Regions from separate parts of the Homo sapiens genome. Here region 2 is linked to region 1. A link is an interaction called in ENCODE POLR2A ChIA-PET data of the cell type or tissue named here. Cell type or tissue: Panc1. All regions are shown on one strand. Links, peaks and the distances in the headings refer to the core of each region. The heading gives the core; the rest is flanking DNA.

What was found. ChIA-PET counts read pairs that join two places held together with the same protein. Peaks named below come from ENCODE experiments on the same cell type or tissue, not always from the same donor. Only the 100,000 strongest peaks of a DNase experiment are listed, where the experiment ranks them.
Region 2: POLR2A ChIA-PET joins it to region 1 with 6 read pairs; 3 of 35 experiments call an interaction of 5 or more read pairs at or near these places.

Annotation. Positions count from the first base shown.
Region 1 is chr11:74,137,354-74,145,292 of GRCh38, forward strand. It overlaps C2CD3 (C2 domain containing 3 centriole elongation regulator), which reads right to left. Exons shown (of 33, transcript NM_001286577.2): 4 at 2,252-2,475; 5 at 1,367-1,614. Among named protein-coding and RNA genes, the nearest start is that of C2CD3, 30 kb to the right of the region's middle. RefSeq lists an enhancer at 1,271-1,565 and a silencer at 1,271-1,565. In Panc1, for the core only: no CTCF peak of the experiment used is centred there; no DNase peak of the experiment used is centred there; H3K27ac peaks cover 2,500 bases.
Region 2 is chr11:74,481,348-74,489,286 of GRCh38, forward strand. It overlaps the pseudogene CYCSP27 and the pseudogene LOC107984356. Among named protein-coding and RNA genes, the nearest start is that of LIPT2-AS1, 8.1 kb to the right of the region's middle. In Panc1, for the core only: no CTCF peak of the experiment used is centred there; no DNase peak of the experiment used is centred there.

The sequences.
Region 1 (7,939 bases), core at 2,687-5,186:
AGACATTTGGTAGTGCTGAATAGATAACTGCTTATTGAGTCAACAAATATCTTTCCTAAAGTCTGGTGCTCAAGTCTACACAAGTGAGCTGACAAGTGCTGAGTACATTGGGTCAATTTTCCTTCTTGTTAATGTAGTCTTTGCATTAAAGACTGAAATTAATAGTTTATAATCTTGGAGTGTATATATATATATATACTTTTTTTTGGAATTTTATATATATATATATTTTTTCTTTTTTTTCTTTTTGAGACAGAGTCTTGCTCCGTTGCCCAGGCTGGAGTGCAGTGGTACCATCTTGGATCACTGCAACCTCTGCCTCCTGAGTTCAAGCGATTCTCCTGCCTCAGCCTCCTGAGTAGTTGGGACTACAGGCACCTACCACAACACCCAGCTAATTTTTTGTATTTTTAGTAGAGACAGGGTTTCACCATGTTGGCCAGGCTAGTTTCGAACTCCTGACCTCAAGTGATCTGCCCGCCTCAGCCTCCCAAAGTGTTGGGATTACAGGCGTGAGCCACCGTGCCCGGCCCGTGTATTTTTTAAAGTAGGGAATCTAAGACAATTCAGTTGAAAAACTATAAACAAAATGTTTTTGTTCTTTTACAAAATGTCCTTAAGAATGTAAATTATGTACCCAAATAGTTATTTAAAAGACTTTTCTGATGCTACAGATATTTTAATTTTGGAAATTTTACTTGTAGGGATGTAGACAAATTCCTGTTATGATCTTGAGGTCAAAGAGATACATGGTTGACCATTACAGTGTAATGTAAGTCAACTGCTTTTATTATACCACTCCTTAACATGAGGTAATCTAATTCTGTTCCTGTTTGCTTTTTTATTTCTGTCTAAGCCCTTATAAGGGTAAACTGTCTCCTTTCTTCTTCTATTTGGCCACAGTCATTATTTAATTCCCAGGATTAAGATCAGCAGCTGTGTACTGAACGTTCTCACTAAGACTAAGAGTTTTCAGAATGTGAAATGGATTTTGTACTAGTCTCCATACAGTGGGATAAATAAATGCTGATCACGAGACAAAAACCTTACCTGCCTTGAATTATTTGGGACAAAGTAAGGACTAATCCTTTTCTATGATAAAGGTTTTCCCCTCATATCCAATTCCTTTTAAACGATTCCTTCCCCAAACTTACAATTATAAGCACTGAGTAATTATTCAGAAATACCTTGGTGGTTTAATACGGCTGTCTTTAAATGGTGTGAGATGCTGGACTCTAGCAAGACTGCCTGTTTTTATTTGACTTAGTTCAAACAAGAGTCTTGGTTCTCTTTGTAGGCTGGCTAACAAGCAGAGCAATCCCATAAACGTAGTTTAGTCTGACTCAGTTCACAAATACATACATACCTGAAAGAAGATCCTTGGTAGGGAGGTTGTTTGAAGAAAGAATGCATGAGTCACTGTGACTCTTGGCAACTGTTCTAATTTGAGGCTGGAATTCAGAACTGTTCAGAAGGGACATCTGCTTCCGTGGAGCTCTGCCTTTCAGAGTTACAGACTCTAAACTCTGTCCTGAATTAAGACTGTGCTGTAGTCCAAAGGAAGAATCCTTTATTGTATCAGGGTTCTCTGCAAAGCATACATGGTCTTTTCCCCTGTTTTTTTAAAAAGGGAGAACATCAGCAATATATAATCTATTATGGTAACATTCTATTTTGTCAGAGACAGAAAGTAGACCAGTGGTTTTGGCAAGGTAGTTTGGACCTCAAAAAGCGTGACTTATTTGCAATACAACTTTGTAAATCTCTTTTTCATCTCCCAAATTATAGAAATAATAGATGCTTTACCTACAGTGAGGGAGTCATAGCTTAAATGAGACAATAAAACGAAGAGCTCAGCAGAGCCTGACACAAAGCAAATGCTTCATAAATAATTACTTAAAACAAAAACCTGATTCTTATTCCATTCTGTTTCACAGAATAGCTCCCTGTCCCTCTTTTCCCTCATGAACATCTGTCCTGCATCTGGATATCATTTAGTCATTTATCTGTATGTTGGCTTCTCCGCTAGATTGTGAGTAGTCCTGGAAAACAGAAATCATGTCTTACTTATTTCTAGGCCCAGCACCTAGTATCAAACCAGGACCAGAGTGGGTGCTTCACAGTTATCTGCTAAATGAGGACTGTGCCTCTCTCTGCTGTTAATCTTTTACTCAACCATAAATGAAAGACAGAAATCACAACTACAGTGCAGTTAACTGACAGATTGACTGGTATTAGGTATGGTAATTACCTCGGAGTGGTTGATCTACTGCTGTTGGCTGCTAACTCTTTTCCATCAATTTTGATGGTATGTATGTCGCGAGGCCTTGATGGAACCTGAAACTGGGTACTGCTGGGTTCAGTATTCTCTCTGAATCCCTGCTTAGATAAAAGCACATTTTCTGTCATGTCAGTGGTAGGAAGTGGATGGTAGCTGTCGTAAGTTTCTGACAGAGGTTCCAGGGCAAGTGAGACCTAAGAGAGACAGGTAGTATATGAGAAATTTTCTTTAGCATTGATTAACTAATTTTAAGACTCCCCTGCTTAATATTAATTAATGTCCCCCATTCCCTACAGGATTGTAAGGAATGTCCCCCATTCCCTAGAGGATTGTAAGGAATGTCCCCCATTCCCTAGAGGATTGTAAGGAATGTCCCCCATTCCCTACAGGATTGTAAGGAATGTCCCCCATTCCCTAGAGGATTGTAAGGAATGTCCCCCATTCCCTACAGGATTGTAAGGAATGTCCCCCATTCCCTACAGGATTGTAAGGAATGTCCCCCATTCCCTACAGGATTGTAAGGAATGTCCCCCATTCCTTACAAGATTAATGTCCCCCATTAATTGTCTAAATTCCTGCCTACCTTGGAAGCCTCATCTCTTACTAAGCTTCCTTCCTTCATCCCTCTGTTCCAATAGACCAATTACTTATGGTTCTCTAAATGTACCTTATATTTCATTGCTTTATGCCTTTGTATATACAATTTCCCCCAGTATTCCTTCTTTACGTCTAAGTAGAGATGCCATGTCCACTGCCTTCTTCATGTTTCTACTTAATCTGTATCTATCCATTAGCATAATCACCATTTACTGAACCTTTTACTACAGGCCAGTAACTGTGCTAAGTTCCTCATATAGAGAAGATAATGTGATTATACAAGGCCATCAGGAAAGTATATTACCCTAATTCGAAGATTCTTTTTTTTTAAAGCAAAGACTTGGAGAAGGTACTTGCGACCTTTCATTCATCATCCTGATTAGATTATGCATTCCTTGAAGCACGGGCTATCTTCTTCATTTTTCTATCGACTACTTAGCATAGTGTGTGTATAAATAGTATGCAAGTCTAATATGCCTAATAATGCTAATGGTCTGATGAATAAAAGAAGGACATAACATTTTCTGCATTCTTATTATTAGTTGCTTGGGAAAAATAAGGTCCTAGTTCTATGCTGGAGATGAAGAGGGGTGAGGAGGGAGGACAACTAAGATGAAAAGGTAATTACTTTAAGTTTCCTTATCATCTCCTTCCTGTGAGTTCAAGTTCTTTGTGAAAAGACTCTCTAGTCCTCTGAAAATCCCAATGGAGAAACGCCTAATGGAGGAATGAAAAATAAAATGGAGTTTTGAAGCAAAACCTTAAGGAAGAAAGTGAAGGATATACTCCAAAGGAAAAGAATAGTAGCGCTGAAAGTTCAGTTTCAATGACAAAGAAAGCAGAAGGAATTGTTTAAGCACCCAAAGACCGTCAAATAATGAATGCCCTAACACAAAAATGAAAAACTGCAGTTAGATGTTTTACGATGTCTCTGGGAAGGTCAATGAAATATTTTATCCAGAAGAACTGCCAAGGCACAAACTCAATAAAACATGCCTGGGTCTTGATGAGAATTCTGTTCATGAACCATAATATAAAGTCCTTCAAATCTATTCATCATGAAGATCTTTGTACAAAGACAAATGACAGCAATGCGGTGGGATGAATACTATGTGCAGTGATCACTGTTAACAGCATCACATAAAATCCTGGTTGCTCAAACATAAATGCCAGGAAGTGTTCCCTTACCATTCATCACTTGCCAAAGACTGCCTCTGCATTCTAGAAACAAAGGAGACACTGAGGATAAAGGTAGTGTTCCTGGCCTTAACAATGAACTGCTGACTGGCCACAGAGTTTGCTTTAACTCATAGGCCTGTACTGCCATTGGCCCTTGAATAAAGAGTCAGAGAAAGTCCAGACACTTGCCACGCCCATCTTACAATCAAAACACAGTGGCCTAACTCCTTTGTTTAGTTAAACAAATACTTGTTGATACCAGCTCTGTGCCAGGCTCTGTGCTACCTCCCTGAGGAAAACAGAGGACTAAAACAGGGACTCACACTGTAATCCCAGCACTTTGGGAGGCAGGGGTAGGAGGATTGCTTGAGCCCAGGAATTTGAGACTGGCCTGGGCAACATAGTGAGAACCTGTCACTACAAAAAATTTAAAAAAAAAAATTAGCTGGGCATGGTGGCATGTACCTTGAAGTCCTAGCTACTCGCTAGGCTGAGGCAGGAGGACTGCTTGAGCCCCGGATATTGAGGCTGCAGTGAGCTATGATTGTGCCACTGTACTACAGCCTGGGCAACAGAGCAAGACTCTGTTTCAAAAAAAATAACCCCCTCCTCCCCCACAAAAACACCCTCTGCCTCAGAGGATCATAGTATTTTGTAGAGGAAGTTAGAAAAAAAAGTAATTTTTCCATTTCTCTATCGGCCAGGAAGGGCAGTGGTGACATACCTATCAAGTACAATGACTACGGCTTCTAGTGCTTTGGCAAAAACCTTAGATATGGTTGCAATTTCATATTGTTGGAACATTTGCTGTATCCCTGGGGGTTACAGATCTCTCTCTGTTTGCTGTGGCTAAACCAAGAAAGAAGGCACACACAGATTTCTTCAGAAATTATGATTCCATGAAAGATTGTGAGGAGATGAAGAAGGCTGATATCTTTCGGAATACAAAGTGATTTTGAAATACAAAGAATTTCTTTGGGCTAAATTACGTAGAAGTTTGTCACTGATTTGTGTTCCTGAACTATGAAACATGAATATGTGGGCTAAGAAATAGTTTCTACTGATAAATAAACAATTAACAAAAAAGTAATTTTAATATAAAATAGTAAGTTTTAAGATAAGGATGTGTACTAGGTGGTATGGGAATGCTAAGAAGGGGTCTGAGGCTGGGGAAAAGGTGAGGAAGGAGTGCCAGGGATGATTTCCAGGAGTGAAATACAAACATTTGAGCTTAGAATCTTAAATACGAATGAGGCAGAAAAAGCTGAGGGGGATGGAAGTAGAACATTAGAGGCAGAGGGAAAAGTATTGGTCAAACTTTGACGGTATAAAACAGAAGAATGTTCTGTCAATTCCTAGCCGTCCAAGAGACCATCTACTTTAACCCTCCTGTTGCATTTAGCTCCCAGATCTTCATTCCTGTCCACCTCAATCATTTGCCTCCCCAATCATGATTCATCCTGGTGCTCACTCCTCTGCCAATCCCTTCACTGAGTCCTGTAGAATTTCTATTTTATACAAATTACTTTACCACTTTAATGAAACATTTTTTTCTTTAAATGTCCCCATTTCCTCAAAGTCTCTTCCAATAGAAACCACCTACACTTGCCAGGCTAAAGGGAGTTAACTTTTGCCTTTTTGGTGCTATCTCTAGACCATCATTCTATCACTTAAATATATCACCCCTCTTCCAAAGCCCACGCCATCCACATATACCAAGAATGTACCATATGCTTCTCACATCCGTAAGAGAACAACCTTAAGGACACTCATCAGTCTTCTAGCAACGACTCAAGGTTCGCTTTAACAATAAGTTGCCTACAATTATCTACTATATCTACAACATGTATCAGTATCAGAGAGAGCAAATTAGTAAGTATAATTTTCACAATCATGTTGGTCAATGCAGCATTTTTTAAAAAGTCAACTATTTAACAATGCTTATTATTTTTTAAATTTAGAGACAGGGTCTCGCTCTGTCACCCAGGCTGGAGTGCAGTGGTGTGATCATAACTCACTGTAACCTTGAACTCCTGGGCTCAAGTGATCCTCCTGTCTCAGCCTCCAAAGTAGCTGGGATTACTGGTGTGCACCACCACATCAAGCTAATTTTATTTTATATATTTATATATATATATATTTAATATATATTTTATATATTTTAGGGGTCTTGCTCTGTTTCCCAGGCTGGTCTCAAACTGCTGGCCTTAAGTGATTCTCCCACCTCAGCTTCCTGAGTAGCTGAAATTATGGGCACACGCCACCATGCCTGGCTCAATTTACTAAAATTGCGTTGAAAAATTTTAAGTCTAGGTTCATTAAGGATATTGTTCTATACTTTTCTTATATTGCCCTCTGGTTTTGGTATTAAGGTGATGCAGGCCTTAAAATAACTGTTTTCTCCTTTATGTTTGGAAGAATTTGCCAGTAAAGTGATCTGGGCCTGGAGATTTCTTTTTCAGAAGGTTTTAAGCTAAAAATTAAATTTAAAAATAATTATCATTTTATTCAGGTTATCTATTTGATCTTGAGTGAGTTTTGGTAGTTTACAGTTTTTAAAGAATTGGCTCATTTCATCTAAGTTGTCAAATTAATATGTGTAGAGTTGTTCACAGTATTTCCTTAATATCTATGGGTGCTATAGGCTGCTGTCTTTCTTACAGTAGAATCAAAAGGAAAGTGAAATATTTGTGTTCATGAAAGAGAACAAGAGACATTAATTTCAAAACAAACAAAAGAAAAAAGCATATTTCTTTGTGGAAGAGAATGTGAAAGTTCATTATACAAATTGGGTCCTTCTTATCATATCCAACTAAATCAGTTGAGGGGCCAGGGGAAAAAAAGGGCTCAGGGTATATAGATTGCTCCAACAATGCAATTCTCTGCAAGCCTGGATGCAGAAATGGCCTGCTGTAACCCTCAGAGCAGTTTCACCTACCAATGAGAGGGTCACTCATCAAAAAGAGCTTGCCAGCTCCCCAAAGCTTCTCTAGTGCCAATAAGCTTTTTTGGCACACAATATGTACAGTTTTTCTTTTTTAAAAAAATTTTAATTTTAGGTTCGGGGTACATGTGCAGATTTGTTATATAGGTAAACTCATGACGTGGGGGTCTGGTGTACAGATTATTTCATTACCCAGGTACTAAGCACAGTACCCGACAGGTTTTTTGTTCTGAACCTCTCCCTCTTCCCACTCTCCTCCTTCAAGTAGGTCCCAGTGTCTATTGTTCCTCTATTTCTGTTCTTCTGTTCTCATTATTTAGCTCCCACTTGTAAGTGAGAACGTGTGGTGCTTGGTTTTCTGTTCCTGCGTTAGTTTGCTAGGGATAATGGCCTCCAGTTCCATCCATGTCCTGCAAAGGACATGATCTCATTCTTTTTTATGGCTGCATAGTTTTCCATAGTGTATACGTACCACATTTTCTTAACGGTCTACCATTGATGGGCACTCAGCTTGATTCTATGTTTTTGCTATTGTGAATAGTGCTGCAATGAACATAACATGTGCATATGTCTTTGTGATAGAACAATTTATAGTCCTTTGGGTATGTACCCTAAAAGTATAATTATTTAAAGCTATAATTATTTTTTAAATTTAATTTTTAGGTAAAACCTTCTGAAAAAGAAATCTTCAGGTCCAGATCACTTTACTGGCAAATTCTTACAATACTCAGTAGTGGGACTGCTGGGTCAAATCGTAGTTCTGTTTTTAGATCTTTGACGAATCGCCACACTGCTTTCCAGAACGGTTGAACTGATTTATGCTCCCACCAGCAGTGTATAAGCATTCGCTTTTCTCTGCAATCTTGTCAGCATATGTTATTTTTTGACTTTTTAATAATAGCCATTCTGACTGGTGTAAGCCATTCTCACTGTGGTTT
Region 2 (7,939 bases), core at 2,399-4,898, 340 kb after region 1:
ATACATGCACACAAATTCTCACTATAGCTTTGTTTGTAAAAGCCTAAGATTAGTAATAAACTAAATGTCCTCAATAGAGACTAAATAAGTCATGGTAAATCATTCAATGGAATACTACATAGTCACTAAAAAGAATGAGGATGCCCTTTATAAACTGGTCTGAAACAATCACCCAAGTGCAAGACTGTGCATAGGGTATGCTACTATACAAAAAAGAATGTGTATAGTCATGTGTGCTTATATATGTATAAAATAACTCTGAAGTATATAAATAAGACACTTTTCATTATGTAGCCCTCCAGGGAAGGGATCTGGGTTTACAGGGGAGAGGGGGAGGAGCAAGACTTACATTTCAATGCCACTATTCTGCACCTTTTAAATTTTATTCCATATGTATGGATTATCTCTATTAAAAATTGATCAAAGTTAAAAAAATTAAGGCATTCAAAAATATAGTTATAAAGACTAGGAATGTGGGAAAATGTTTGTAGCATGATATTTGGTTTAAAAGAGTACACAGAGAGGGCCAGGTGCCGTGGCTTACCCCTGTAATCCCAGCACTTTGGGAGGCCGAGGTGGGCGGATCACGAGGTCAGGAGATCGAGACCATCCTGGCTAATATGGTGAAACCCTATCTCTACTAAAAATACAAAAAATTAGCCGGGCGTGGTGGCGGGCGCCTGTAGTCCCAGCTACTCGGGAGGCTGAGGCAGGAGAATGGCGTGAACTCGGGAGGCGGAGCGTGCAATGAGCAGAGATCGTGCCACTGCACTCCAGCCTGGGCGACAGAGTGAGACTCCATCTCAAAAAAAAAAAAAAAAAAAAAAAAAGTACACAGAGCGGGACGTCCGGCTTCTGAGTGGGAACCTTCCTAGCGCCAGCGACAAAAGAGAGAATTAAATATGGGTGATATTGAGAAAGGCAAGAGGATTTGTACTGAGAAGTATGCCCAGTGCTACACCGTGGAAAACAAAGGCAAGGACAAAACGAGGCCTAATCTCCACCGTCCAGGCCATTGGATTCTCTTTAACAGATGCCAGTAAGAACAAACGCATCACCTGGGGAGAGGATACCCTGATGGAGCATTTGGAGAATCCCTAGAAGTACATCTCTGGAACAAAAATGATCTTTGCCCACATTAAGAAGAAGGCAGAAAGGGCAGACTTGATAGCTTATCTCAAAAAAGCTACTAATGAGTAATAATTGGCCACTGCCTTATTTATTACAAAACAGAAATGTCTCATGACTTTTTTATGTGTACCACAATTTGATAGCTCTCATACACCAGAATTCAGATCATGAATGACTGACAGAATATTTTGTTGGGCAGTCCTGATTTAAAACTAAGATGGGGTTGTAGTTAAATGAATATGTTTGGTTTTTTGAATTTTAATAGTAATTGCGATTCAGTAAATGCTATCACCGTTTACCCCTTCTAAAGCTATGATTAGACTTTGTTAGTAATGTTCAACTTTCCAAAGATGGTGAATGCCATCTTAAAACTTATTGGAGATTGGGCTGGGTGTGGTGGCTCACACCTGTAATCGCAGCACTTTGGGAGGCTGAGGTGGGCAGATCACTTGAGGTCAGGAGTTCAAGACCAGCCTGGCCAACATGGTGAAACCCCATCTCTACTAAAAATACAAAAATTAGCCGGGCATGGTGGTGCACGCCTGCAGTCCCCAGCTACTCTACTGAGGCGGCTGAGGCAGAGGAATCGCTTGAACCCAGGAGGCAGAGGTTGCAGTGAGCCGAGATCGCACCACTGCACTCCAGCCTGGGCAACAGAGCAAGACTCCGCCTCAAAAAAAAAAAAAACTTATTGGAGATTGGTTTTATATTTAGATTAATATAACTGGATATGTAAATATATTTAAATACTGGGAAATTCCTTCACTGTCTCAGAACCAAGCAAGGTTCACCTGTGTTTTGTGTTCACTTGCTTCTTAAAGGCAAGGGTTGATGATAAGGTAGCAATGTATACTTTAAATTTTTGGCCTTAACTATGCCAATCTAATTTGAATTCCCTGTGTCTAAAATGGTTCCTTTTACTTATTGAAAGGTATTTTAGTGTGGTTTATGTGTAATATCAAATAAGGATTATTTAACACTTCTCACATTTTATAGATGATCTATAAGGTCAAATGCTTTAAAAATAGTAGCAAGTTAAACCTCACTCTTGAATTCTTTACAATCTAAGTCAGACTAAGTTGTAATTTAGGATTGTCTTTAAACAGCCATTCAGAAACCTAAAACTGTAGAACTCTTGTGTATTTGTGATCGGGAATGGTGCTTTTGCTGACTTAAAAGGATTAAAGTAGAGGAGATATACACAAATTTAAAAATTATGTGTGATCATAAGACTTAATTAAAAACAAAATCACAGATGATGAAAAAAAGTATACAAAATGTTGTCCACATATTAGAAGTACATAAAAATATGTCTGCTCATGATCAAATACTGAAAACACACATCAGTGAAAAGGATTGTGTTAGATGTGAGTACAAGTTTTTTTAACTTTATAGATATTATAAAATGGTATGATAATATTATAAAAATTTGGTTGAAAAATCAGATTTAGATTACAAAAATCTGGTTTCCATGGGAGTTTTCAGAGAGAGACTTTTTAAAAAATCACTTAATAAATCATTTATTTGTAAATCAGCACGTGTAGTATAAAGAACCTAAGAATTTAGACAATTTTAATAACCCATAAGCATGTTGATTCTATTTGCAGATTTAAATTTTGTATAAATAGCAGTCATTGCATACATACATCTTAACTGTACTTTGTTTATAATCACATTTATGCTACCGATACTCCTCAGAAAAAAACAGATTCTACTTGGTTCTAGCTGAAGTATTATCAACTCCAAATAACGCTTTGAGGACCTCCAAAGGTAAAGTACTAATCCCTTTGGCCATTTATTGAGAGAGAGAGAGAGAGAGAGAGAGAGTTTTGAAGCAACAATGTACCCTTAGTAAAGCTGCTATGCAAAATTACCCCTCAGTCCTATTCTAAGCTTACAGTTCAGTTGATTTTATTGTCCTCACCTAAGTATATACAATTCACATATGGGAGAAAAACACTAAATCAAGATGATTATTTTCACTATTTTGCTTAAGATTCATATTTAAATATAAATCAAGAAGTTAATCTACAGTTTGAGACATACTTTTTACATTAGAAATGTTTTTTAAAATGTTAAACTGATACATAATTGTAAATATGGTGTATGTACTGTTTCACACACAATGTGTGTCGATCAAATCAGTGTAATTAGCATGCCCATCAACTCAAACATTTATCATTTATTTGTAGCAAGAACATTCAATACATTAACTGTACTCACCCTACTGTGCAATAGGGCATCTGAACATATTCCTCCTAATTTAACTTTGTACCCATTAAAAGTGGTTTTGTGTGCAAATAACAGACAGATGTTCTACCCATACATTGTTTTCCAAAATTATTGTGTGGCTTTTTAAAAGAAAACCACACAACAAATTTTAAAAGGCACTGAGATAACATCTGCTTCTAGATCACTGCTAGGCTCGAAAAATAAAGCTTGTTCTACCAGGAATCACAAGTTAGAACTGAGTATTTGCCAAAGCAGAAATTATATAGTGTCAGTCATTTCAGGCAAACACTATTTGGCCCTCATCCCCAATTATCTGTCAGAACAATTAAAACAGGTCAAAAACAGTCCAGCATAACTGGGCTTCATTATATAAGGCCATTTTGTTCTAAGATGCTAATAAACCAAAATAAGAAATACTAAAATCAAAATAGAAGATATTATTTGAGCTATTTTCATACAAACTGTTGGTTCCTTATATCCTCCCTTCTATAACAATAAAAGGCATATTTTACTGCAAAGAAAATTTTACTTTATATATATCACTAGCCATAAATTTTTGAATGTCATTAATTACAGAAATGTTGCCTAGTACCATTAACCAAATAGCATAACCATTTTATGCCCACATTTCACTTCCATATTTACAAACATATCTATCAGTAAAGAGTTAACAATGAGATGCAATCTAACATCCATATTGTCTGATGTTTTGTAGACAGCAATGTAGATGATTTTTTAATCACCTTTCATTTGAGTGACCTTATATAAAAAATAAGTCAATAATTTAGAGGTTCTAAGTCTCCAAAGGAGATTTTCAAATGTAAATATAGAAACGGTTATAGACAATGAGATTTTTAGGAAACCTCTTCCGTGTCTGCATCCTGTTATAACTGTTGTATCACCTTTTCTTCCAGCTGCTTTCCTTTGCCTGCAAGAGGTGTCAAGATGAGTTTTGCCTGACTTCTTTGATGTCCTGAACTTTCTGTAGTCCTTTTTTTTCTTCAATTTGTTCATTATAAATTTAGCTTAGCATTTGTTTGATCTTTTCAACTGTCTTCATTGCATCAGTAGTTTTATTCCATAGTTCTTGCCGGTATTTGACAGGCTCATTTCTGTATTTTTCAAATTCAAATGAATTACCCACTGTAAGCTCATTATTACCAGTTGCTTTACAAAATGCTTTAGTCCACCTAATCTTTCCAGAATTGCGCTTCTTTTAAAGTTTTTATGCCATTTGTATTTACACAATCTGAACACCTTGCAATAGCTGCAGATGAACATCATGATGTGGTCAGGGTAGATGGGCCCCAAAGAAACTAACACTTCTTAGTACACATGCTGAGCTCGCATGGGCCTCCACTGACCACACATGGAGCTTGAGAGGAAGTCAAGAGCTATCTTGGAATTCCACATTCTGACCCTGTCATTCTTGAAAGAAAATGATGCATAATTTCTGAATAATTCAGAAAGAACATATAATCTTTCCAGTTAGTTTTTAAATAGTTCTGTTTATCAAATTTCTGAATTAACTTTTCTGAATTCAAGGGTTTCTAAAACTAGCCTTAAGCAAAATTCTGAAACCTAGGCTGGGAACCATGTAACCCAGCCCAAGAAGGTACTTTAAAGCGTCTTCGAGTTGTTTTTCAACCTAGGGGAAACAATAGATTCCGTTAAATCCTGAAAAGGATGTTTTTGTGTGTGAAAAATGGCCTGATACACTAGGTTAGACTCAGGAGGCTTTAACAAGTTTTGTCTTATGGGTAAATGGTGGCGATTTTCACAGATAACATCATTACTCCCATCCCTTACTATGGTTTATACAAAAGAGGCTGGAGAATAAGTACATTTTTACAGCCAGGTGTGGTGGCTCGTGCCTGTAATCCTACTTAGCACTTCGGGAGGCTGAGACAGGAGGATCTCTTGAGCCCAGGAGTTCGAGACCAGCCTGGGCAACATAGGGACACCCTGTCAGAGACTTTTACACAAAGCGAGGTGCCTGATACCTGATCACGCTGCCAGAGCTGGCTCTGTTCAGTTTCCTGCCAGCCTCAGTGGGGGAACAAGACACTGGACTAGTAACTGCAGTTGGTCACGTCCTCACCCTCAGCACTCATTCACCAGACTCTGGACAATCTGTTTATTTTGAGGAAAAGACTCTGAACAAACAAGAAGAGGCTTTTTCAAAGGAGGAAAGCCAGGGTGTTAAATATCCTCCTTCATACGCTCAGCTTCCTTCCTTAAGGAAAGGCCCCAGTGGGAAACCGGAGGTGGGATCTGTCCAAGCAGGAAGGAGAGCCAGGAACCCACAGCAGTAGCCTGACCTGATGCCACAGCTAGACCTCAGCCTAACTCTGGCCTCCTGTTCTACATCCTCCTGCTTTGCCTACCCACTGACCACCTGTTCCTGGGGGCTCCTCCTGCAGGCCTGCCTCACTTGCCCTTCAGAGCCCACACTGGGAGCCCAGACTCACCCTGCCCTTATCAACAACATGACCTCTCACAAGGCACTTGGCCTTTCGGAGCCTTGGTTTTCTCATCCATAAAACAACCTTGCCTATCTTGCCGGGTTGCCAGAGGAAGAGACTGCCAGAGGATGAGACGGTCATAATGTCCCATTCTGTGTCCCTGCACCACTTATTCTCTACTTCTCGGTCTACTTGGCCTACTCCTCCTTGCCAGCCTGTGCCTCACACAGCCTATGTCTCACATTTATCAGTCCTCTGCTCTCCTCTGTTAGAGCTTCTGCACCTAAACCTTCACTCATCCCACTCATGCTCCAGACCCAACTGCCTCTTGGCTCTCTCTGCTTGCCTCTCCCATGAGTATCTCAAACTTGATTTATTAAAAACTGAACTCATCATCTTCCTCTCCAAACTTGATCCTTATCTGGTGTTCTCCATCCCAGCAGTATCTTTAGCATCCATCCACCCAGCTGCTCAAATAAGAAACCTTGACTCTACCCCAACATTCATGGATAGCAGCAGCAGTGGCAGGAGCAGCAGCAGCCATTTTCTACCAGGTGGCCTGGGAAATAGAGAAAGCTGGACTGAAGCGAGACAAAATGAAGCAAACACATGCCACAAAGCATGACAGAGAGTGGGAGGGAAAAGACTACCTAAGTTCCTAAAGAGCTTCACACTCTGGTTCTGTTCTTCAGCTGCTGCCTTACTCTTGGATTCTATGAGACTCCAGTACCTTTTCCAATAACCCCCACCCTTGTTCTTTTTTTTGGCTTATGTTAGAATTGGGTTTCTACACTTACAAATATAAGAGTTCTGATTAATATAAACAATTACATTAGTTATAGCAGGCTAGGTTGTGCTGTGACATGTAAGTGGCTGAACTCCAATGCATGTCCATCGTCAGCAGGGGGCTCTGATCATTGCAGTCCCTCAGGAAGCAGCCACCATCTTCAGTGTTGTTGGTCACTGTTCCAGAGGGAAACTCTGAAGGGCCTGGCACCAGCTAGTCAATGCTCCAGCTCAGAAGTGACATGCCACCTCCATTCATAAATTAACCAAAAGAAGTTAACCTTGCTCCTACTCACCCATGTTGGGGCCACAAAGCACAATCCTGCCATGTGTCCAGAAAGCAGAGAGCCAGAAATATTTGGTGAAGATTAAAAACTATCATATATTTTCTGCTGCCTATTCTGTGCCAGGCCCTGAGCCAGGGGCCAGGGACACAGGAATGAGTAAGTCATGGCCCTTCCTTAAAGGGCTCCCCATGACTACGATATAAAACCAATACTGTGATGGGTCCACTGAGACTCTGCTGTGTCTCAGAACAAGGAAATGTCTAGATTAGGGGTCACCAACTCGAATGCCTACAGGGGCCAGGAAGCTAATGTCAACAAGTGGAGGAAGAGAGGGGAGGTGCTGCAGGTAACTGGAAAATGCAATTTTAAAAACATACCTGCTTCTGGCTGGGCATGGTGGCTCATGCCTGTTAATTCCAGCACTTTGGGAGGCCGAGGCGGGTGGATCACCTGAGGCCAGGAGTTCAAGACCAGCCTGGCCAACATGGTGAAACTCTGTCTCTACTAAAAATACAAAAATTAGCTGGGCATGGTGGTGGATGCCTGTAATCCCAGCTACTTGAGAGGCTGAGGCAGGAGAATTGCTTGAACCCAGGGCGATAGAGTGAGACTCCGACACACACACACACACAAAACAACAACAAAACCGTACCTGCTTCCAATCATCAGGCAGATGGCCCAATGTTTCCAGATCTCTCTAATTTTCATGAGAAGCCAGAAAACCAAATTTTTACATGACAATTTCCCATTTTTTAAATGTTGGCAATTACTAAACTTAACCAGATACATACACACATACATAAAATCCTGTAAGCCTAAGAGAACACATCTGCAGGCCAGCACCATGAGGGCCAGTTTGTATCCCCCAAGTCCAGCACAGGAAGCAACAGTTTCCTGTACTCTGTGCTGGTCTGTCCACACCAAGACTGCTGTGCTCAGCTGTGAGCGCTGCACCTAATGGGACACACATGAGCCGGGGCTGGTCCACAGACAGATGGGCAGGATGGGAGGAGACTTTAAATAGTTCAATTCCCCTTA